Regions from separate parts of the Homo sapiens genome. Here regions 1, 3 and 4 are each linked to region 2. The links are chromatin loops, found by intact Hi-C in ENCODE. Cell type or tissue: endothelial cell of umbilical vein. All regions are shown on one strand. Links, peaks and the distances in the headings refer to the core of each region. The heading gives the core; the rest is flanking DNA. Region 1 has its middle 67 kb from the start of LINC01422. Region 2 has its middle 14 kb from the start of LINC01638. Region 3 has its middle 72 kb from the start of LINC01638. Region 4 has its middle 91 kb from the start of LINC01638.

Region 1 (6,118 bases), core at 504-5,503, 400 kb before region 2:
TATCAAATGAGTGACTTGTCCTGCATATGCTCTGAATCTGAGCTCAATTGTTCAAGAAGGTTTCAATGAGTATATATGTTCTCAAGGGGTCAGTATTCACAACCACATATTTGGGTAGGAAAAGATAAAACCCACCTATCCACACCTCAAGCCACACCTCTGGCTTGGGAAGAAAGAGATGTGTCTGTTGTGTTAGGGACTGGGGGACCACCAGAGCAAGTTTTTTTTGTTTTGTTTTGTTTCTTTCTGTTGGCCATGGGGCCAGGGTTTGCTCTGTTACCCAGGCTGGAGGGTAGTGGTGTGATCATAGCTCACTGCAGTCTCTAACTCCAGGGCAGGCTCAAAGTATCCTCCTGCCTCGGTCTCCTAAATTGCTGGGACTACAGGCCTGCATCACCATGCTTGGCTAATTTTTAAATTTCTTGTAGAGACAGGGTCTCACTATGTTGCCCAGGCTGCTCGCAAACTCTTATCCTCAAGTAACCCTCCTACCTCGACCTCCCAAAGTGCTGGGATTACAGGTGCAAGCCACCAGAGCACCTGCCAGAAACTTACATTTTAGAATGAGTCCTCTGGGTGCTGGCGGAAAGTTTATTCTAAGGGGGCAAAAATGGAGGCAGGAAGACCATGGAGGAGGCTGCCGAGGTTGTTCAGGCAAAAGATAAGGTGCCTGGCCCTAGAGTGGGCCCAGCCAGGGTGGCAAGAGGTGGGAAGGTGTAAGTGATGCTGGGAGGTCTCCCTAACAAGACATGGTGATGGACCAGGTATGGAGCTGGAAGAAGGAGATGACAAGGATGCTTTCTGGCCTCAGGGGGCTGGGTGGAGTTTGGCACCATCTGCTGAGCTGGGGCCTGTGAAGAGAAGCAGTTCTGGGTAAAAGGAAGATACTGAGTTTATAAAGCACGCTGAAGTCAAGGAGCTGGAGATCATCCCATGGGGGCTGTCCAGAGAGACACACGGATCTAGGTAGAACAATGCAGGTGTCAACAGCTCATAATGGTAGAAGGAAAAACCCAGCAGCCAAAGTGATGTTTTTGTTTGTTGTTGTTGTTTGTTTGTTTTTGTGAGACAGAGTCTCGCTCTGTCCCAGGCCGGAGTGCAATGGTGCGATCTCAGCTCACTGCAACCTCCGCCTCCTGGGTTCAAGCTATTCTCCTGCCTCAGCCTCTCGAGTAGCTGGGATTACAGGTGCACACCACCATGCCTGGCTAATTTTTGTATTTTTAGTAGAGACAGGGTTTCACCATGTTGGCCAGGCTGGTCTCGAACTCCTGACCTCGTGATCCGCCTGCCTCGGCCTCCCAAAGTGCTGGGATTACAGGCATGAGCTGCCGTGCCTGGCCTAAGTGATGTTTCACAAAGCAAATCAGACCAGGCCACTTGTGTGTTCAGTGGCTTTCCATCTTACTCAGCATGAAGTCTGATTGTTTTTACCAGGACTACACTACAAGGTTCTGCACACTCCACCTGCCATCTCCTCTTCACTCACTCTGCTCCAGGTTCAGCCGTCTCCTTGCTGTGATTTAAACTCAACCGCACATGTCCAGTCAGATCTTTTGCTCTCTGCCCTGTCTTCCTTCGCTTGCACAGAAGTGTTTGGTCCCCACAGCTTGTTTCCCTTGGTCTGCAGATGTAGGGATTATGCATCCACAGATGCTTCCAGCAAGCGTTTTCCAGCCCTGAATGCCCCCTACCTCCACCTGTTGGAGCCAGCTGTGCTTCCTAGTCAAGGACAGAGGGTCTGTCTCCTCTTGAGTCTCTGGGGCTCATCCAGTCAGTTCCCAAGCTGGGTTCCTCAGCAGCTTTCACGACAGAAAGGGGTCATGCCCCACCCTGGGACTTCTAGGAGAGATGGAGACAGCATTCTGTTGAGGGACAGATGTTACACAGGGAGACCATACTCTTTTGTATGGGTTTCATACAGGTTATGAAGAAAAACCAAGTAAGGAGTCAGCTAGAAAGGGACAGGCATTCTCTGTAGCCAGAAGATTAGGCAAGACGTTTCGGAGGAGGTAAGGCTTCATCAGGGACAAGTGAGTGGGTAATGAAGCATGTGGCCAGAATATTCCAGGCAGAAGAAACCAGTGCAAAGGCCCTGTGGCAGCAGGGTCACGGGGAGTGTAAGACCTGGGAAGAGTGCACAGTGGTAGGAGAGGAAGGTAGACAGAAAGGGAGGCTGGCAGATCCCAGACCATGCACGCCTTTGAGGCCACGATCAAGAATTGCTTTGGATTCTGGGAATAAAACATTAAAGAGTCTTAAGCAGGGAGTGACACAATCGGGTTTGGTTTTGACAAGATCCCTCCTGGTTGGAAAAGGGACTGGGGAAGAGAAAGTATAGATCTCAGTTTAGAGACAACGGCCATTCAAGAGTGGCTTGGATGGGACAGATAGAGAGATGGAAGGCTGGAGAGTGGGCAGTAAGTTGCAGATATGGGAGAGGGAAGAAGACGCATGTCCAGCTTGTTTCCAGCCCCTCCCACGGAATCAAGGGAAATTGTTTTAGGATGAAATCCCAAACAGTCCTGTTTTCCCAACCAGTATGTAGTATCTAGGAAACTTGGGCTATTAGAGATGCCCTAGGAAAAAATATATTTCTAAATGTAAGAAGATGCAGAGAAATTCCTGGTTGACAGATTGCCAGCAGGTCCTAAGGGAAATTCCTAGCACTCAGATGGGGATGTGGGCTGCTTTTAGGGACAGCAAAAATAGCACACTATGGTGGAAAATATCTGTTTTTACTCTTAGATGTCTGCTTGGAACGTCACAGCATCTGTGGGGTAGGGGGGAGCATTATCATCCCTGTTTTCAAGATAAGGAGAATCAGAGAAGTTGGTGATTTTACCAGGTCCACACGACTCACTGTCACTATTGGGGTGAGGATCTGGGTCCCCTGGATAATTACATCATGCTTTCTACTGTGTCTGGTTCCAAGGGATTCTGGGTCAGGGTTGCCTCGTCTGTAAAATGGGGATAATTCCCACACCTGCCTCCAGGGGGTGCTGTGAATTTTAAATGCAACAGGCACCTGGACAAGGCTTTGCCTCTGTGCACTCTAGGGGCAGTTCCTGGGCTATTGTGGGCTCCATCACAATGGCCACCCTGGTGTTCCTTCTCTAGTCCTTTGAATGAGCTGCTCCCTCCTCCCCTCCCAGGGCTGCTTCCTTGTTCCTTCAGGTCTCTGTTTAGATGGCACTGCCTTAGAGAGCTTTCCCTGGCTACACCATTTAAGACAACCCTCTTGGTTATCATTCACCTCAGTTCTCTGTTCATCCCATCATTGCACTCATCATAACAAAGGCAAATGTGTCTATTCAAGGACTTGTTAATGATCTGTCGCAGGCTCCAGTGGGGCAGAGTTCACATCCCTGTTGATAATTGGGGCTAACTGTATGCAGTGCTTGTCATACAAGGGGGACCCTTCTACATACTTTACCTGGATGAATTCTCCTATCTCTGATGACAATCCTATCATTCCCATTTTACAGATGGCACATAGAGCGACAGCAAGCATCTTTCCCAAGTTCACACAGTCGGCAAGTGCTCACACTGATATTTGAACCCAGACCATGCCTGGCTCAGAGTAGAAACTCAATAAATATTTGTTGCAAGAATGAAGGGTTGGGTTTTGTTGGAAAAAGGCCTGATTGTGGACTGATTGGCTGACTGTCAAGCCTCGCAGTGCATCGAGCATCAGCGCTACGAAGTAAGCTGCGTAAGTGATCCTTCTGGCTCCCAGGCTGCAGGCAGGTCTTGCCTCTAGCTTTCAAACAGAAGGGAGCATGCATCATTTGCTGGGCCAAATTAGGACTTTCGTCTTCCTTGTGTACTTTTGCATTCATGGGCCCTTCTCACCATTAAAAACAAATTAAAAATACATTTTAGAACTGTGCTGGTATAAAGAGGAATACGCTGCAGGTTGTATTAGGTCGGTGCAGAAGTAATTGCAGTTTTTGCCATTAAAAGTAATGGCATGAGCCACTGCGCCCAGCCTCACTCTCTCTCTTTTTTTTTTTTTTTTTGAGACAGAGTCTTGCTCTGTCACCCAGGCTGGAGTGCAGTGGTGCAATCTCGGCTCACTGCAACCTCCGCCTTCCAGGTTCAAGCGATTCTCCTGCCTCAGCCTCCCGAATAGCTGGGACTACAGGCGCCCGCCACCTCGCCCGGCTAATTTTTTGTATTTTTAGTAGAGACGGGGTTTCACCGTGTTAACCAGGATGGTCTCGATCTCCTGACCTCATGATCCACCCGCCTCGGCCTCCCAAAGTTCTGAGATTACAGGCTTGAGCCACCACGTCCGGCTGCCTCACTTCTTTTAAAATTAAAAGCAAAAATTGACTATAACATTAGGGACAGAAAAATAGCACACTATGGTGGAAAATATCTGTTTTTACTCTTAGAGATCTGCTTGGAACGTCGCAGCATCTGTGGGGTAGGGAGGAGGATTATCACCCCTGTTTTCAAGATAAGGAGAATCGGAGAAGTTGGTGACTTTACCAAGTCCACACGGCTCACTGGCAGTGAGTGACTCATGCCTATAATTCAGTACTTTGGGAGGCCAAGGCGAGAAGATTGCTTGAGGCCAGCAGTTTGAGACCAGCCTGGGCAAGATGAGTGAGACCTCCTCTTTACAAAAATAAAATAAAACAAAAATAATAATAATTAAAAGAAACGAAAGCATTTTTGTGGGCCCCTAGGTGTATTGTGGTCCCTAGATACTCTGCCTACTGTGCCAAATGGAGAAGTTGGCCTTGATTGATTGAGCTCTCAGTCCTGTCCTGCGCTCAAAGCATCCATTGTTTCATTTAAACCACAGCAAACAGTCATAGAGGAATGATTATGCCCATTACAGAGATGGGAAAACTGAGGTTCAGAGAGGTTGGCCAGCTTACCCAAGAGATCAGAGTGAGTCTGAGGCACAGCTTGTGTCTGTCTGACACTTTGCCACATTATCACAGAAAGTTCCAACCAGGGTACTCTTCAGCCATGCTGAGAATGAATGCTACATGGCAGTGACTTTGTCATGCCACCAAAAGAAACGCTGAATTGAAGCAGGGAGACCAGAGAGATCTGGCTGACTCGATGACCTCATGCCTGAATTATGGCCCTAGAGTGGTGGCCAGGGGTGGGGACAGAAAAAGAGCCAGCTCCTGGCCTTTGATTTCAACTTCTGGGCAAAGCTGGTGGCCCCTGGCTCCATGGGATAGAGATTAGGGCTATTTATGGCCTGGGAATTGCTAGTCTCAGCTCAGCATACAGGTGGCAGGTGATAAGGTGTCTGCTCAGTAATAAGCTCAGTGGGAAGTTAATAAACACCATTCTGTTCAGAGACGCAATTGCAGATTCAAGCAGGAAGTAAGAGGAATAGCTAAGGGGCCCTGGGGGTGGCAGCACCACCTGAGTTGAGAAGCAGCTGCCCTAAGGAGTTCCTTCCACACCCCTGCAATATCAGGGGAACCCTGAGGAGTTCCTTCCATGCCCATGCAGTGTCAGGGGAGTCGTGAAGTCAGTCAGTCCCAGGCTCTTACGATGGCTCAGCTGCTTCCTGATGCGTGACCTTGGGTGAGTCCTTTTTCCTGTGCCCACCTTGGCTGCCTCCTGTGTTAAACAGAGATAATGAGAATTAAAATAATGGTAACAGCCCCAACTTTATTACCATGCTACAAATGCGTAAGCCTGCCGTCCTGTCTAAGACCAACACATGGGACTGCTATACATGGTTCTTCTCAAATCCATTGTTTTCTTTTCTGGTGTAAGTGAAGAATTGAAGGCTTATGGGGTCGGTCTACAGACCGTTATTGAGTTCCTACAGAATACCCGGTTCTGGGCTTGGCGCTGGATCAGTCAGGCCCTGTTGGGTCTTGCACTCAAATGACAAACGTACAAGGCTTACACCGTGTGTCAGATGGCAATGGTGAAGCAGCATCAGGGAGTTGGGGAGGAGAGGTGGACTGCTTTTTTTATTGGAGGGAGGTCAAGAAGGATGCCTGAATAAGGTAACATTTGAGCAGAGTCCTAAAGACAGTGAGGGGACAAATCATCAGACTAGCAGGGGAAAAAGAACTCCAGGTGGGGGGAACAGCAACGGCAAAGGCTGTGAGGTAGAAACGCAATAACG
Region 2 (6,065 bases), core at 1,066-6,065:
TATAAATCAGTTCAACCATTGTGGAAGACAGTGTGGCGATTCCTCAAGAATCTAGAACCAGAAATACCACTTGACCCAGCAATCCCATTACTGGGTATATACCCAAAGGATTATAAATCATTCTACTATAAAGACACATGCACACGTATGTTTACTGCAGCACTGTTCACAATAGCAAAGACTTGGAACCATCTAATGCCCATCAATGATAGACTGGATAAAGAAAATGTGGCACATATACACCATGGAATACTACACAACCATAAAAAGGGATGAGTTCATGTCCTTTGTAGGGACATGGATGAATCTGGAAACCACCATTCTCAGCAAACTAACACAGGAACAGAAAACCAAACACCGCATGTTCTCACTCATAAGTGGGAGTTGAACAATAAGAATACATGGACACAGGGATGGGAACATCACACACCAGGGCCTGTCAGGGGGTGAGGGGCTAGGGGAGGGATAGCATTAGGAGAAATATTTAATGTAGATGATGAGTTGATGGGTGCAGCAAACCACCATGGCACGTGTATACCTAGGTAATAAACCTGCGCGTTCGACACATGTATCCCAGAACTTAAAGTATAATTTAAAAACAAAAACAAAACAAAAAAAAAGATGGCATAAGTTTCTCATATAAATATCCTATAAGATGAGTGTGTGTAAAGGAGAGAATGAGACAAAGATTTCCAGGTCCTGTCTAGGACTATAAACCAAAAACATAACAGGTAAAACCCAGCATATACCCAGTTGTTCAAACTCAAAATATCTTCCAGATTAGGTGTCAGCAAATTAACAACCAAATCCAGCCTGCTGCACGTTTTTGTAAGTTTTTATTGGAACACAGCCACTCCCATTCATTTGCATGTTGTCCGTGGCTTTCAGGCTACAGCACTAGAGTTAAGTAGCTTTGACCAAGACCCTCTGGCCTGAAAAGCTGAAAATATTTATGAACTGACCCTAATTTACAGATGGTTTTCTGGATACCTGGTCTAGAGTAATAATGGTAATGATCCCACTACCTATCGAGGGCTTACTGGGTGCCGGGCACAGTGCAGAGCCTGTTAGATGCTCTCCCAGCAGTCCCAAGAAGCAGGCACTATTATTACTCCCCCTTAGGGATGTGGAAGCAGAGGTGCAGTGAGGTGAATAGGGATGGAGGCAGGAAGCCACACAAAGGCAAGATTTGCACCCAGTTCGAGTCTGGCTTTTCCACTTACCCTTTTGCAGGAGGAAGACACAGATATAGGGTCTGGTCTCGATCACATGAAAAGGGCTAAACTGTTATTCTCAGCTTTGCCACTCATTAGAATCACCTAGGGAGCTTTAAAAACTAGGGTCCCCTCCTTTCCCACAACCAGAGAGTTTGACTTAATTGGTCTGGTCTGGAGTAAATATTTTTTACAGGTCCTCGGGTGATAGTAATATGAAGCAAAAGATGAGCTCCACTGGGCTAAAGAGAGGAAACATAACTAGGGTCCCAAACCCCAGCATGATGGGGAGACCACTGAGCTCAGGACCTTTCTGCATGGGTACCATTGAGCGTTCACAGTCAGCCCTCTGATGGTGGCTGGTGTCATGGAGGTGGGGAAAGGATGCACCAGTCCTGAGTCAGGCCCCATAACATCTCCCTCCCCTGATGAAGTGGCCCCAAGGCACACAAGCCAGTCTTGTGTGGGGTAGGGTTAATTAGCATAAGGGTACCCCTAAAGGATCGTAGGGAAAAAAAAATCACTGTTTTAGTTTTAGCCCAGCAGAATTCACCAACACGCTCTCCTATAGGGATCAAGAAACTCACTTCTCTTTGGAAACAATGACATTAACAGAGAAGGTATACTAAATGCCCTCTGTCATTCTTGATCTTATTTAATCCTTGAAGCAACTCTATGATGGGGGTTCCGTTATTAGCCATGTTTTACAGATGAATAAACTGAGGCCCAGAGAAGGGAGGCAATGTGCCCAATTCTTCCTTTTGTAAACGACACCTCAGGGCTGGAACGTGGGTCTCCAGGCTCCCAGCCCCAGGAACATTCTTAGAGCGGGAGGTGTCTCTGAAATGCCTCACGCAGTGTCTCCTTGGCTCGGGAAGATCTTTGTTCTGGGAATGTGTGCTGAAAAATAATAGAACAGGGCGTTTCTTTCCCCCCTTTATCGAGGCCCTCAGTGTTCTCCGGAGAGAACTAAGTGATCAGGAAAAGGTTACTCTGCAGCAGGGCCCCCTCGCTGCCGTAGGTCTAATAAAACAAAACCCCAGCCAAATTAGGGGCATATTTCATCTAATGGGAGGAAATATATGTGGCATTTCTGCCTAGCGGTTGACCGGCCGCATTTATGCGCAGAGAGAGGGTTCAATACATCACAGGACGGTTAAGCGCCGCTTAAGTGGCCTCTCGGGCGGTGGGGGGGACGAGAAGAAAAATCTCAGGCCCTGGTCCCTGTCTTCTTGCATTTCCACTGCCTCACTCTGGCTCCAGCACTTCTAAGGAGTATCTCGAGGTTTGGGCTCAGCAGAAAGACCCCGGGCAATTCCAAGACCTGGATTAGTTCCCCACTGAGCTGCTTACTAGTTCTGTGCCTTTGCATGGGCCACAGCTCTGCTCTGAGCCTCAGCTTCCTCATCTGTGAATGAAGAGGTTGAGGATGAGTGTCTTCAAACTGCACTCAGCAAGGATGTAGAATTTGAGGGGAGAGGGCTGATTTCTAAGACCACCTTGGGGAGCAAATAATACCTAAGAGTGGAAGCCTGTAATCTTCCATCCACTAGAATCCTGCTGCTTGTGTCTGTATAACTCAGGGGTGTCCAAACTACTTGAACTCACACCGTAAAAAATACAAACATATGCACAGATACATACAAACATACATATATAAACAAATACACATGCTTATAAATTGTGACCATGCACTACTGTATTCATAGATTAAGTACCATATAAAACAGACACAAAGATGAAATTTTTAAAGGAAAAGTTAACTATATCCAGAAGTTCTATTAATATTTTTTTTCTGAGATGAAGTTTTACTCTTGTTGCCCAGGCTGGAGTGCAATGGTGGGATCTCAGCTCATTGCAACCTCCGCCTCCTGGGTTCAAGCAATTCTCCTGCCTCAGCCTCCCGAGTAGCTGGGACTACAGGCACCTGCCACCACGCCCGGCTAATTTTTGTATTTTTAGTAGAGACGGGGTTTCACCATGTTGGGCAGGCTGGTCTCGAACTCCTGACCTCAGATGATCTGCACGCCTTGGCCTCCTAAAGTGTTGGGATTACAGGTGTGAGCCACTGCTCCCGGCCAAGTTCTATTAAAATTCTAACACCACCTCCCACCCCTGGGACACTCAATCTCCTTTATCCTCCTCTACTGGTTTCTTTCCCATAGAACTATCACCTTCCAACATGTCATATAGCTTGTTATTTATAACTTTTGCATTCCATGGGGCCATGAAATCAGGCTGGAGGGAAGGGAAGACCAAGTACTGAACCTCTACAACTGGAGGTTCCTCCTCTTAACCCGTGTACTTCCCCAGAAGCGGGTCTCAAACAAGTTCCTGTAAAACTGGGAAACCAATTTGAGTGCATTAAGAGAATGTGCCGGGAGCCATTTGGGGAATAATCTGGAGACATTAACTCAGAAGTAGATTCTGTCCAGAGCTGTATACGGGTAATTGCATTGATCTTACAAAAGGAGCTCTAGAGCTCTGGAGTATATATTTAACGAGACACAGAATGTGCTAGCCAGACCTATTAGGTGCAGTCACATCCACTGTCTTACTTAATCCTCACGGCTACTCGAGGAAGTGGGTCCTGTTAATATTCCCATTTTAGAGAGGAGAAAACTGAGGCAAGTCACTAAGCCCAGCAGTCTGAATTCAAACCCATACCTGTCTGACTCCATGCCATTTCCCTGTTGCAACATCTCTCAGCTGACACACGCCAGACCCAGTGGCTGTGTTGGGAGCTGGCAGGGTCTGTGTGTGTGGGAGGCTGACATGTTATAGTCTGGGCTCCTGGGCTTGGGCGTTGGCTGGGGTCCAGGCTCTGTGTCAGCTGCAGCTGGAGGAGGAAGGGCCCACTGATTTAGGGCCCATCTGGATGGACAGCCGACAGGAACCGGGCTGCTCCAGACGCTTGGGGAGGGTGATAAGCATGGCCCCTGGGTGCCCCTGCATTCCTGGCCAGTGATGCTTCAGGGTAGGCGGCTGCGTGGAATGCCTCAGTAGGTTTTCCTCTCCCCACAGCCCTCCTTGCTGTCTGTGGCCTCCCAAGGACCCCAGGAATCAGCAGTGACCCTTTGCTCCAGAGAGCTCTGACCTCACGCCACCCAGGCTACAAAGGCTAAGGACCCAGAGGATGGGCTTGGGGGTGGGGGAGCTGCTCATCAGAGACAACCTGAGCTTGGGGATGTGGCCTCCTGCCGGAATATGGAACAACATCTCCGCACCCCTGCAGGAGACATTTCCTAGCCATGTTCTGCTTATTTCATGAAAGACAGGGCCACTCCCAACTTTATGCTGCTCTCTACGCTGCACAAAGTCTTTCTCAAACCCTTATCTGACTATATCCCTTCTGTGCCTACAGCCTTCCACGGCTCCCTGCTGCCCTCAAGTTAAGTCCAAACCCTTTTCTCCTTTTGGCTGGAAGATCTGGCCCCTGTTGACCTCCATGCCTCCTTCCTCTATGACCTTCCAACCCCCACTCCTTTCAGGACCCCCTCCCCCATGATCTTCAGTACTATAAAACCTCATTCTGGTCCTCCAACACTCCTGTGGTCTGTCCACCACTAGTCTTTTGCATGTGCTGATCCTACCACCTCCAATCCTGTTTCCTCTCACCTTCTTCTGATTAAGTCCCACCTATCCTCCGAGAAGTCTACGAGGCCCACATCCCACCCTCTGCTGGCTCTGGGGCCTCCTGGGGGCTTCCCTCAGCAGCCCTGATCACTCTGCGTCGAACTGTCAGTTTCCTCATCCATCTCCCCACTAGGCTGGGGGGAGGGGCATGGGACAGCGATGGTGCCTGCCTGCTTCTTCACTATTTCACCCTCAGTGCCTAGCATAGGGCCTGGCACACAGCGGGTGTCCAATAAATACCCTGTGGTTGGCAATGGGTAGCACAGACCTCATCTGTGGTGACAACTCCAGTTTGTAGCGCACCCCTGCCCCAGCGATAGAAGCAGCAGTAGCCATAGTAATCATCACTTATAGTGAGCTCTGGGGTGTGCTGGCATTTTTCTAAGCACTTTAAATAGTCACTACTTTCATTTCCACCCTATGAGGCAAGTACTATTATTAGTCCCAGTTTACAGATGAGGAAAGTAAAGCCCAGAGAGGTTAAGCGACTTGTCTAAGGTCACACAGCTGTCAAAATGCAGATACAGGCAGGCAGATTCCAGAGCCCCTGCTATCACCACTCACAACAAGACCAAGGAGCTGGGACAAGCTCTTGGTAATGAAAAAACATGACACTGAGGCTAGACTGCAATGAACAAGCTAAGTATCAGGAAGCAGGCAGGGAATCTAACTCTGTGCCCAGCTTGGGTGGCTGCCAGAACATTAGGCTGGAGTGTGATTACTGATCACCAGCCACTGCCCCAGGCTGTGAGATCCCCCAGGGTCTACCTGCCCTGTGAGTGCTTAGCTTATGGCCTGGGCACACTGGAGGAAGCTTGACTCCATCCTCAGTGGGAAAGCCGCATGGATAACAGGTAAAAGGTTGGACTCTGGTTCAAACTCCAGCTTTGCCACCAACTGGCTATCTTTATCCGTTTTGTGCTGCTACAATGAAATACCCAAGACTGGGTAATTTATTAAGAAAAGAAATATATTTCTCACACTTCTGGAGTCTGGGAAGTCCAGTAGCAAGGTGCCAGTATCTGGTGAGGGCCTTCATGCTGCATCATCCCACGGCAGAAGGTGGACGGGTAAGAAAAGGTGAGACAGAAAAAGGGTTGAACTCATACTTTTTAAATCAAGTGCCCACACCCATGATAATTCCCATCACTCCTGTGATGTGATAACAACATTAATTCGTTCATGAGGATTGAGTCCTCATGGCCTAGTCACCTC
Region 3 (6,118 bases), core at 375-5,374, 86 kb before region 2:
AGCAACACGACATAATGTTTATGGATACATAATCGTGTAATAAACATTTAAAAACATCTATTGGCATAATAAACTCCAAATTTAGGCTGGTGGTAGGAGGATAGGAGGGAAAACTGAGATTAGGGTTGGCACACAGAGGGTGATTCTATCTGCAGTGTCTTGTTCAAGAAGAAAAAAATCTGCAGCAAAGAGACCATAAGGTTAAGATTTTTAAAAGCTGGTGTTTATGATATTATCTCTATCTTTATCTGTATGTTGGAAACACTTTTCATTAAATCAGATACATTATTACTAAATATATAATATTAATCTACAAAATATTAATACCATGTAAGATTTACATACTGCCCAGGACACAGTATGCAAATGAGTTCTAGTTATTGTTATTATTAATACTAATTGCCTATTGTATGCCAGATTCTACATCCAAGGGCTCTGGCATGCTGGGTGAATCACACCTAGAAAACTAAATCCAATCCAGACACTGTAGATGCAGCTGTCGCATAGTGCTTGGCTCAGAGTAGGTTCTCAGGAAACGCGAGCTTTTGTAATTTTCTTAAAATGCTCGAACGTCACTAAGCATGCTGGCTTTGGCTAAACATGTCAGCCCTTCTGGGTGTCCCAATCTAACCAAACCAACAAACAAAGAAACCCAGAAAACCAGGCATTGAAGGGAGTCACAGAATACTGCTCCTAGCTTAGCCAGAGAGCCTGGCCCGGTGAATGATTCCATTTCTCTGGACACACGCACAGAGTACCCAACAACCAGGCTGCTCATGACAACGGGCTCCAGCTTTAACAAATGTAGCACTAGCACTATTTATTTTCCAAACGTGGTTGAGTTTCGACTCAAGGGGATGCAGTTAGGAAAAATAATGACCAGGAAACACACACACACACAAGCACACACACACACATGCACACACACGCATGCATGCACACATTGGCTCACACAGAATAAGACAACGGCAACCAGACTTCCTGGGTTAGGAGGGGCAGGAAATGGAAAAGATAAACATAAAGAAAAGGAGCTTCTTTTGTATCACTTTAAGAGGAAGAAAAAAGCCCATCAGGCATGCATGCGTGTGTGCGCATGTACGTGTGTGTGCATGTGCGTGTGTGTTGAAAGGACAGCAATTGAGTGAAGAGGGAACAAGTGTGGTTTGCTTAGAAGACGAGGGGACTTCCTTGACACCAGCCCATAATCCAGCCACCAAAAAGGTGCTTTCTGATTTGCGTTGCACAAGTTGGTTGATCATAATAAGCACACATTTCATTTTAATAATGTATTGGGCAAGAACAAGGGTTCCTCAGCCCCATTAAAACAGTGCCCCAGCCTAGCATAGCATGCTGGATGGAATGCTATTTCTGGGCTCTGGTGAAAGTGGAGCAGAGGAAGTAATTGTGCCGCTAATTGCTCCATCTCGGGCTTGGTTTACAGTGATATTAATGCCCTGGTCTCCAGTAGATCAGCTTCATAAAGAGAGAGAGAGAAATAGCAGCCCATTAGAATGGGAACAGGAGAAACTGGAGCAGGTGGGGGAGGTTCCATGCTTGGGTCTGCTTTGCCGGTTGAATTTCGCTGGTGAAATCTTGTGGGATACTGAGGGGGTTTCTTCTGAAGCCAATGGCATTTGAAGCCTCTGGGTTTGAGATCAGGCTCTGCCATTTTCAAACTATGTGCTGGTCCCCCTCTGAAACTCAGTTTGTTCATCTGCAAAATGGAGCTATGCCATCTGCCCTTAGGGTGACAATTTACAATGAAGAGTGTCTAGCACTGTGCCTGGCACACAGCCATTCATGCTGGCTGGCCCTAATTTTCAAAGGAAAGAAGAAATGAGACTCTTCAAAGGCAAGCAGTTTGGTAAGGAAGGCAAAATCTCAAATGGGGACTAATGGAAAATAGCTCAGGATTGGGGAAGGCTCTGTAAGAAAGGGAGCCAGGTGCTGCTGAGGGACTTGCCTGAGACAGCTGAGTGGGTGCAAATGGCAGGCTGAATTCTTCAAAGCACCAGATTCATTTCATAACAGTATTGACCAGTGAAAGTGGAGAAAAGAGAAAAGTTTGTTTTTTTTGTTTTTTTTTTTTTTTTTTAAGACAGGGTCTGATTGTGTCACCCAGGCTAGAGGGCAGTGTTGTGATCGCAGCTCACTGCAACCTCTGCCTCCCTGGCTCAAGTGATTCTCCCCCCTCAGGCTGCTTAGTAGCTGGGACTACAGGCACCTGCCACCATCACTGGCTATTTTTTAAAAATTTTTTGTAGAGATGGAGTTTCACCATGTTGCCTAGGCTGATCTCGAACTCCTGAGCTCAAGTGATCCACCTGCCTCGGCCTCCCAAAGTGCTGGGATTACAGGCATGAGCCACTGTGCTTCGTTGAGAAAAGCTCTTTGTTAACCTCCTAATGGGTGCTTTAACCGTCTCATGTAATATTCTGTCCTTATAATGATGCTATTTTCCTCTTTTCCTGACATCTGTTGATTCTGCCAGCCCAATTTCCAATCTTCCTTCTTTATGCTAAAGATATGTTGATTTTCTTCCCGAAAAACATTCTCATGTGCTTCTAATAGGGTTGTTCTCTGACTGCTATGGGAGAGCAGGAGTCCAGCCATGGTTTAGCCCTGATTAATAAGTGCGTTCCATTCCTCTGGTATTAGTGATGGTCAGAGAGATGGGCATGTGATAAATTCCAGAAATGAGACTTGATTGCAGGACTTTAGCTGTGACTATCAGGAAAGGGCTGTTTTTTCAATGACAAGGGCTGAACAATAACAGGATGTAGGCTTAGAGTTATTGGCATCCCCTTTGTCATCATGAGGGAAGGTCCTGCCTAAGAATGAAACCAGCACAAAGAAAGCAGAGTGGAGATGAGATACAGTTCTGAGAACACTCTGTGAGCACCTAGATCCAACCATATCTGAAGCTAGTAGAGCTTTTGATTTTACAGTTCTGCGAACTAATACATTCCTCGTCTCTCACGCAAGTTGAATTGGGTTTCTGTTACTCAAATCTGAAAGGATCCTGATGCATCCAATTTTTATATGGACAATATATCACTCAGAGAAGCTAGGAAAATATACTTGCCTGGAACCACACAGCTATTTGATAGAGAAGCCATCATCAACCAAATTTTCCTGAATCCTGAATCCATAATCCCAACCACTGGGTAGTTCTGCTACTGACATTAGAGACTGTTTTTCATTGCTGTCATTGTTGTTGAAAATTTAGGATGGTAATAGCAATAAGTCAGTTGGAAGAGAATAATTAGCTACTGTTGCTGCCATGACTTTTGTACTTTATGATTCTTCCAGGCCTCACTGGTTCTGGAGGTGATGTTTGCTAATTGTGGCCACATTGACATTCAGGGGCATGCTGAACCATGTCTTGAGTTTCTTTCAAATAGCCCTCATTTGCCTTTCTATCCTCAACCACTAACCCTAAGGGCCAGCTGGAGGTAGATTTTTTAAAAATATTTTTTCTTTTCATATTTTTAATATGATTTTATTTGTAAATAGTTTATGATTCCCAAGAAGTTGCAAAAATTGTCACGAGAGTTCCTATGTACCCTTCACCCAGCCTCCCCTAATGATAATATCTTACATGACCATAGTAAAGTTATCAAAACCTGTAAATTGACATTAGTATAATACTATTAATTCGAAAATAACCTAATTTGGATTTCACTGGAGATTTGTTGTTGTTTTTTTTTGTATTTTTGTATTTTTTTTTTTTTTTTTTTTTTTTTTGTAGAGACAGGTTTTCACCATGTCACCCAGGCTGGTCTGGAACTCCTGGACTCAAGCAGGACTCAATCAAGTGCTGGGATTACAGGGATGAGCCACCATGCCCAGCCCTGGATTTCTATACTTTTATGTGAACTTTGCATGTGTGTGTGTGTGTGTGTGTGTGTGTGTGTGTGTGTGTATAAAATTCCATGAAATCCTATCATATATAAATTTGAGTAACGATTACCATGACCAAGATACACAACTGTTGATCATCACAAAAAAACTCAGGCTACCCCTGATAGCCACACCCCACCCCAACCACTCTTGGTAACCACTGATGGGTTCTCCACCATCGTAATGATGTCACTTCGAGAATGTTATGGAAATGAATCACCCAGCCCATCGCCTTCTGAGACTGGCTTTCTTTCATTTGCCATAATGCCTTTGAGATCCATCCAGGGTGTTGCATGTATTAATGATCTTTCCCTTTTCATTGCTGAGTAGTATTTCATCACATGAATGTATCACAGTTTGTTTAAACACTCAACTATTGAAGGACATCTGGGTTATTTCCTGTTTGGGGCTATCATGAATAAACCTGCTACAAACTTTCATGTATAGATTTTTGTGTGAAGATAAATTTTTGTTTCTCTACAGTAAATATCCAGGAGTGAGAATGCTGGGTCATATGATAAGTGTATGTTTAACTTCATAAGAAACTGCCCAGCTGTTTTCCAGAACATTTCCCCAGCAATGGAGTGTGGGGCATGTAACCGTCTTGTCCATCTTCTCTAGATGAGCAGTACCGCACTTGGAGATTGTCCCTGGATCACAGAAAACATACTCTTCTGCTTTAGTAACTGTACTCAGAGCAAACAGGAAATGAAATCCAGACAAGCACGGTGGCTCATGTCTGTAATGCCAGCACATTGGGAGGCCAAGGAGGGAGGATCACTTTAGGCTAGAAGTTTGAAACCAGCCTGGGCAACATAGGGAGACCCCGTTTCTACAAAAAAATAAAAAATAACAATTAATGGGGCATTGTGGAGTATACTGTCGTCCTAGCTACTTGGGAGGCTGAGGAAGGAGGATCACTTGAGCCCAGGAGTTGAAGGCTGCAGGGAGCTATGATTGCATCACTGTACTCCAGCCTGGGCAACAAGCGAGACCCTATTTCTAAAAATAAAAATGAAAGACAGACATGAAATTCAAAACTTGCATCCAAAGCCAACTTTTATTTAATTTTTTCCTCATTAGAAGCACAGTGCTTACTCACAATAAGAATATCTGGCAAAATTTAGCAAAGGATAAAGAAGAAATAAAAGTCTTCCACAACTTCACACTCAGGACAAAATCACAGTTTCAGGGTTGAAATCTCAGAGCTCATTCCAACTCCTTTAAATCTCCACATCTTGCCATCCACCCTCCCAGGTAAATGCAACATTCCCTTTTCCCTTTAGTTAAAAAAAAAAAAAAAAGTGGAAAACAAAACAAAACAAAACAAAACAAAAAAATCGGAGGGGAAATAACACCCAAGGCCTTGACCCTTTTCCTCTCCTATCGGCCTGCTCTTCAGCAAACAGGAGTTTCCTTTTACAGACCTCAAGAATAGACACGTTTCTCGTCTATTCCTGTCGCACGCCTCAAGGTTGCGCGGCCCGTTCTTATCAGCAGAAGGCACCTGGTGCATTGTGGGAGAGCCGGCTGGGTGGGAGCCCTTTCCAGAGAGGTTTCCTCCTGCTAGGCCCCTGGTCAGCCGCCTTGCTGACCCGGAGTTGATTATTGCTTCTCCTCACAACTTCCTCCTCCACCACTTTTTCTTGATTAGAGGATCCCCAACCCAGGAGAGACACCCTCTGAGAGTGTCCCCAGAAGGCCCTTAGCCAGGAGGCATTTGTAAGAAAGTTTAAGCTGTTCATTGAGGGGAGAGGGCAGCCTCTAGGGGAAATAAGAACATCCCAGGGTCCACTCAGTCCCAGCAGCGTAGACTCCAAATCTCGGCAAATGTGAGATTGGTATAGTCTTCCCAGGAGCTCCAGTGTTCTGATGATCCGAATTTTTATTTTATTTTATTTTTTTGACATGGGGTCTCATTCTGTCTCCCAAGCTGGAGTGCATGGCACAATCATACCTTACTGCAGCCTTGAACTCCTGTGCTCAAGCAATCCTCCTGCCTCAACCTCTGGAATAGCTGGGACTATAGATGTGCACCGCCAAGGCTGTCTAATTTTTTGTTTTTTGTAGAGATGGGGTCTTGCTATGTTGCCCAGGCTGATCTCAAATTCCTGAACTCAAGAGGTCCTCTGTCTCAGCCTCCCAAAGTGTTGGGATTATAGATATGAGCCACTGCACCCAGCCCGATTTTTATTATATATATATAATTTTTATT
Region 4 (6,049 bases), core at 1,050-6,049, 100 kb before region 2:
GGGTTTCACCATGTTAGCCAGGCTGGTCATGAACTCCTGACCTCAGGTGATCCGCCCACCTCCAGTATCTCTTAGATGCTCTGGTAATGATAGGCTCCTGTACCCACATGGCAAAGATAAGCTGGAGTCAAGCCTCCTCCATTTGCCTCAGTCACCACCACTCCCTACTGTCTCTTTGGCTCTAAGGCCCAGAATCTATTTTCTATTATTTATTTATTTATTCATTTATTTATTTATTGAGACTTAGTCTCACTCTGTCTCCCAGGCTGGAGTGCAGTGGCACGATCTCGACTTATTGCAACCTCTGCCTCCTGGGTTCAAACAATTCTCCTGCCTCAGCCTCCCGAGTAGCTGGGATTATAGGCACATGCCCCCACACCCAGCTAATTTTTTGTATTTTAGTAGAGACAGGGTTTCATCATGTTGCCCAGGCTGGTTGTGAACTCCTGAGCTCAGGCAATCCTCCCACTTTGGCCTCCCAAACTGCTGGGATTGCAGGCGTGAGCCACCGCGCCCGGCCCTATTTCCTGTTATTTTACTGTATCTACTCATTGCCCTCACTTACATCCTGCAGTGTGTCCCTTGGAGGGGTGCTGGCAGAGGACAAACTCAAGACCACTGTGGAAGACATCAAAAAAGAACAGCAGAATGTGGAGAAAAGACTTCAATTTGTCACAGAATAGAGCCTGTGACTCACAGCCACATGCAGATAAGGATTTCTATCAATGACTTAATGTGGACATAATTAGCAATCATATTAGAGGTCTACCGTGTGCCACTTGGAGTCTGTTATGTATAATTATGCTGAAATTATCAGTAGAGTTCTTCCAGAGAGGGGATTCAGTCATTCTCAAAGAATTCTTTCGTGTTGACTTCATTAAGTTTCCGTTGAAGAATTCCTCTAGGTATTACCGTGGATCCAAGTATGCAAGGTGGGCTCTTTTGGACAAAAACAAATATAAAGCTACCCATGTGGGAGACTGCATTAACTAGATGGGTTTCTCTCGGAAGATTCTACATGGCAAGGCAGTAGAATGCCTGATATATAATAAACACTAAATAAACATGAGATAAATAACCAAATAGTTCTCATGGGTCATAGCTCAGAGATAGGACTTACCCTCCGGGGAAAGGTTGGACAATAGGCTTCATATCACCTGTCAACTCGGAGCACGAATAGTTCTGTCCTGAGGCATTGTGTTAAGAAGGATGCTGAGGGTGTGTCCATGCTCAAGATAAATATGATGGACAGAGGATGTCTGCTGTGGGTGGGAGAGAGGCTCTGACAGCCAAGAGCCTAGGAATTTACCCCTTCCAGGCAGTGATCTGATCAAACTGTAATCAGAAAGATTGTTCCAGACACTAGATGGAGGCTGGATTAGAAGAGGTGAGACCCAAAGAATTAGGTTGGTGCACAAGTAATCGTGGTCTTTGCCCTTACTTTCAATGGCAAAGACCACAATTACAAAACAGAAACCATGCCAGGTATTCTAATAGGGTGAGTTTAATATAGGGACCTGGTGTTGACAAACTGGAAAAGCACAAAGAAGAGATGAGGGGGAAGCAGAGACAGTAACTGTGGGGAGCAGCTGCCTTTCTTGGGATGAAAGAGCAAAGGGAGAAGTTGGGGGAAAAAAGCCTGAAGGAAGAACCAGAACTCCGCTGGCACTCAAGAGCCCAGATGAGGGGCCATGCAGAGCTTGGGCACTGACTTCTGAAGAGTTGATATGCAAGGCCACTTGTCATAGTGAAAAAAAAACTGCCCAGGAACCGACTGTCATGGCTGGGATGATGAGCCACTGCTTCCGTCATGCTGACAGAACCTGCAGGCAGGCCAGGTGTGATGGCTGAGGTGTGCAATCCTGCACTTCGGGAAGCCAAGGAGGAAAAATTGCTTGAGACCAGGTGTTTGAGACCAGCCTGAGCAACATAGTGAGACCCATCTCTAAGAAAATAAAAACACCAGGCGTGGTGGCATGCACCTGTGGTCCCAGCTGCTCAGCAGATGGAAGCAGGAGAATGGCTTAAGCTCCAGAGTTCGAGGCTGCAGTGAGCTATAACAGCACCACTGCACTCCAGTCTGGGCAAAAGAGTGAGACCTTGTCTCTAAAAACAACAACAAAGAAAACAGAAAAATGAAAGAAAGAGAAAGAGAGAGAGAGAAAGAAAGAAAGAAAAAAAGAAAGAAAGAAGGGAAGGAAGGAAGGAAGGAGGGAAGGAGGGAAGAAGAGAAGGAGGGAGGGAGGGAAGGAAGGAAGGAAGGAAGGAAGGAAGGAAAGAAAAAAAGAAACTGCAAGCAAAGAGGGACAAGCATGTCCCTTTTCCTGACATCTGCCTCAGGGTTACCTCTAGCACCTGCTATGGGCAGAGGCTTACAGAGGCCCAGCAGGCCCAGCGGCAATACAGGGCACAGAATCCTAGCCCGGGTACCGGAAGGCAGAGTATAAAAGGGTGAGTTTGGAACTAGGAGACAATAGTGTAATGACCTGCACAATTAGGGAGGCTTGGAGAGGTGAACCAGCTCACCTCATCCAAGTGACATGTCTAGAGCCAGACGAACACCCACCTGCCTTCTCACCCTGGTCTGCTGGCTCTGGGCTCTTAATTACATCGAGATTTGCAAGCTTTCTGGTGGACAGGGATGATGTTTTTCATCTTAATCCTCTTCATCCCCCAGCACACATGCACGTGCACCAGCCACTTAGAATCACTCCTTTATCTCCCTTTGCCAGAAATAGGTATTCGAGCAATCATTGTTTCCTGCCTCACCCACGGGGTTATTTCCACTTCTGGTATCACAATCGCCTTGGGTCCAGATCTACTTCCCAAGTTGTGTATGATGTACTTAGTATGAAATGCCTGGGTGCGGCTGCACAACCTGGCAGGCGGGTGGGGGTGTTCGTGAGGGTGGCAACCCAAGGCATCGCGGGGGCTAGTCCCTCTGATGGTGTCCCCAAGCTGCTCAGCCCTCAGACGTGCAATAAGTCAAGTGACTTTGCATCTTTCTTTTTGTTTCAGCAAGTTGCATCTCTCCTGCAAGAAGACTTCCCTTCCTGTCACATCCCAGGGGCCCTAAGAGCAGTAAAGCTCTTCCTCTAATGCACGGGGCAGCAATCCTCACGCACAAGCTACGTTCTCTTTTGGACCCTGCATGCACATTTGTGCCGAAACATCAAATAGTTCGCCCAGGAAAAATAAATATAGAGAGATTTCTTGCAAAGTGAGCTTTCTTGTCTCCTTTAGGGCTTCATCTGTGCCGAACCGTACAAACATTTTTGTGAAGGCAGAGCCAGTGAAAACCCTGCGAATAAAAGTGGGACTGATTTTATGCTAATATATGTAAAGAATGTGACGATAGAGTCATAGGTAACCCAATGAACTTAACTTTTTTCTCCCTTTTTATTGAATTATAATGACTAGTTTCCATAGCAATTACTGCATCACCTTGTACATTACCAGAAAGATCTACTGCACTATTTTCCAGTCATCCTTGTAAACATTTCTACTTTTTTACGATGTTCTAGGGGAAAACACAAGCCCTTTCGGCTTGGCAGCAATTGGAGAGCATATTTCAGGAGATTAATAAAGCCGGCTGGGGTGTTTTTATTTTCTAAGTTCGGCAGTTGGTTTTCCATCTTCGCCCTCACCAGCTTCTTGTCAGGCAGACAAAGAGGAAAAGAGGCGAGCAGGAGAGAACAGAGGTGAAGGGGGAGGTATGCAGTCACCAGGGAGGGCAGAGGGGATGGGGCAAGAGCATGCCTCAGGGGTTCATGTCTGTGAGTCTGCTGATTCTGGAATCGTTTGGAGAGCAACGCCCTCGGGAACAGCCTTCTTCCCACCCTAGGTTTGGAGGAGGATCGGGGGTGTCTATAAGCTCACAAAATATCAGCCATGGAACACACAGATATATCTTGTCTATAGCTTCAAACCTGTGTCTCCAGGCTCCGACTGTGTCCTGGGTCCCTGGAAGGGGATGGGAAGATGGGAATGTGGGCATTCCCCGCACCTCCCCATAGAATGCCCACTTCCAGCCCAGCTTTCTTTAATGGGCTTTTCCTATTGGCTTTCCACATGGTATTTTATTTCCAAAAGGCCGCTGCAGCTGATGGATATTTGAAGATACATGTTTTCAGTTGAGAAATAAGGGAAGTAACACCCGGAGAGGAATGAGTCAGCTACAGTGAGTAAGAGGTGTGGTCAGGCCTGGGACCCACCCAGCTTTCTGATGTCTGACTTGTCCCATTGCACCCTGTGGAAGGGCTGAGCTTTGGGTAGGTAAAAGAAGTCACAGTCACAGGGTCTGGTAGATAGAAAGACCCTGAACTGGGCTGGGGGAACCCCATGCAGGGGTTTTGGAGTTTCCAACCAGAGAGTGGGGCAATGACCCCATCATGAGCCCTCAACACCTTCAGTTCATTTGGTAATGGGGCCTGTTTCACCGCCATTTGTGCATCAGCTCACTGCCTCTGCGGGGAAAGATACCTAGGCATTGTGGAGAGGACTTGCTATTGGGAGCTTGGGCCCCAAAGTCAGAATGCCCGGGCTCCAATCTCTGGGCTGTGCCTGTGCTGAGCTGTGTGGGGGTGAGTGACTTCCCCTGCTCTGCCTCAGTTTCCTCTGCTCTAAAATGAGTCCAATGGTAGAATCCACCTCTGAGGCATTTGTGAGGGTCAACAGAGATGGTGTGGGTTAGGGTTAAGTGCTCGCACTTACAAGGGGCTTCATTGTTTCCAGCGGGCGTTCATGGACTCGCTTGTAGCTGCAGTGAGGCCTTGAATGAGTTAATTAAATTCAGGGAGTCCTGGCTTTTCCAGCTGTAAAATGAGAAATGTATGCTGGCTGGTCTAGAAAGTTACTGCTGGCTCTGAAATTCAAGAGTTGTTGGATTGTAACAGTATAGTTGGAAAAAGGAAAGGAGGGAGAAAAAGAGAGAGAGAGAGAAGAGAGGGGAGAGAAAGAAGAGAGGAAGAGAGAAAAGAGAGGGAAAGAGAGAGAAGAAAGAGAATGAGATAGAAAAGAGAGTGAGAAGAAGGGGGAGAGGGAGAAAGAGAAGGGAAGGGGGAGGGAGGGAGAGACACTGTGTAAGAGCAGATGCCTTAAGCAGAAGGAAAAAGTCCCTAAGTGACAAGAAGCTCTGAGTTCACCAAAATGCTTAACCAAGATAAGAAGGATGTAACTGATGTTGGAAAGATTGTTATGAGATTAATAAAAGTGATTAAGGGATTAAGACTTCTCAAAAGAGATAGTGAAGGGACCTCCAATGGGAAAATCCTCCCTCACCCTCTGTACCCAGCCTCTCTTCTCGGTTTTTAAGTCCTCAGTCATGTAGGCATCTAACAAAATCGTCTCAGCAGATGCTCAAATAGAATAAATAGAATCCTGGCTTAAGCCCATCTTAGACATTGGGAGAGGTCCCCTGTGACACACACACACACAGTCAAATAACTGGATTTATTTCTGGGAATGTCTGGAGGAATTTAAGGTATGCCTTGAGTCATGGGTCCAGGGTCAAGGTTAATCTGTGGGGCTGTTCTACTGAGCACATAAGTCCTAGATAGACACGCCTGTAGGGGAACATAGATATGAACTAGGCATCAGGAGGGAGCCTGGGTAGGTTGGGGGCAGAAGGTGTACTTAGAACTGGGAGATCCTGGGGATGTCAATCTCAGTTTTGACATATGGCAGGTACTCAAAAGAAGAAAAATGCCATCCCCTTCCACTGCTTCAACCCTATCCTCAGTTTTCCCACCTGCAACCTCGGAACAAGGATACTTCTCCAAGACACAATGGGTGGGAAAGCACTTTACAAAGGAATCACTGGCATTCCTTCCCAAAGGGTTTTCCAGCACCCTTGTTGGAAGATTCTTGACTTTTCTGTTGTTCTAGAATAACAAACAGAAACCCGGACCCACTGTCCTGCTCTTCCAGCAATTTTCCCACAGCAGGGGGTAGGGTGGTCAGCTCCAGAGTTGGAAAGGTGGTCCCAGTCACTTTCAGGTTCAAAACCCACCTCCATCTCTTACCAGTTGTGGGTGTGATCTCTGTTTCC

What was found. Hi-C counts contacts between places; a loop is a spot of excess contacts. Peaks named below come from ENCODE experiments on the same cell type or tissue, not always from the same donor. Only the 100,000 strongest peaks of a DNase experiment are listed, where the experiment ranks them.
Region 1: a loop joins it to region 2, with 2.3 times the contacts of the local background. A loop is called at or near these places in 1 of 110 quality-filtered maps.
Region 3: a loop joins it to region 2, with 6 times the contacts of the local background. A loop is called at or near these places in 1 of 110 quality-filtered maps.
Region 4: it touches region 2 in a loop (2.5-fold over the local background); 1 of 110 quality-filtered maps calls a loop at or near these places.

What each region holds. Positions count from the first base shown.
Region 1 is chr22:26,833,128-26,839,245 of GRCh38, forward strand. No RefSeq gene overlaps it. Among named protein-coding and RNA genes, the nearest start is that of LINC01422, 67 kb to the right of the region's middle. RefSeq lists enhancers at 2,819-3,113, 2,847-3,434. In endothelial cell of umbilical vein, for the core only: a CTCF peak has its summit at 2,975 (motif pointing right); no DNase peak of the experiment used is centred there.
Region 2 is chr22:27,235,190-27,241,254 of GRCh38, forward strand. No RefSeq gene overlaps it. Among named protein-coding and RNA genes, the nearest start is that of LINC01638, 14 kb to the left of the region's middle. In endothelial cell of umbilical vein, for the core only: no CTCF peak of the experiment used is centred there; DNase peaks (open chromatin) are centred at 2,322, 4,072 and 5,422; H3K27ac peaks cover 2,702 bases.
Region 3 is chr22:27,149,496-27,155,613 of GRCh38, forward strand. No RefSeq gene overlaps it. Among named protein-coding and RNA genes, the nearest start is that of LINC01638, 72 kb to the right of the region's middle. In endothelial cell of umbilical vein, for the core only: no CTCF peak of the experiment used is centred there; a DNase peak (open chromatin) is centred at 2,666; H3K27ac peaks cover 2,633 bases.
Region 4 is chr22:27,130,370-27,136,418 of GRCh38, forward strand. No RefSeq gene overlaps it. Among named protein-coding and RNA genes, the nearest start is that of LINC01638, 91 kb to the right of the region's middle. RefSeq lists enhancers at 3,627-4,692, 3,712-4,911, 4,038-4,332. In endothelial cell of umbilical vein, for the core only: no CTCF peak of the experiment used is centred there; a DNase peak (open chromatin) is centred at 4,162; H3K27ac peaks cover 1,726 bases.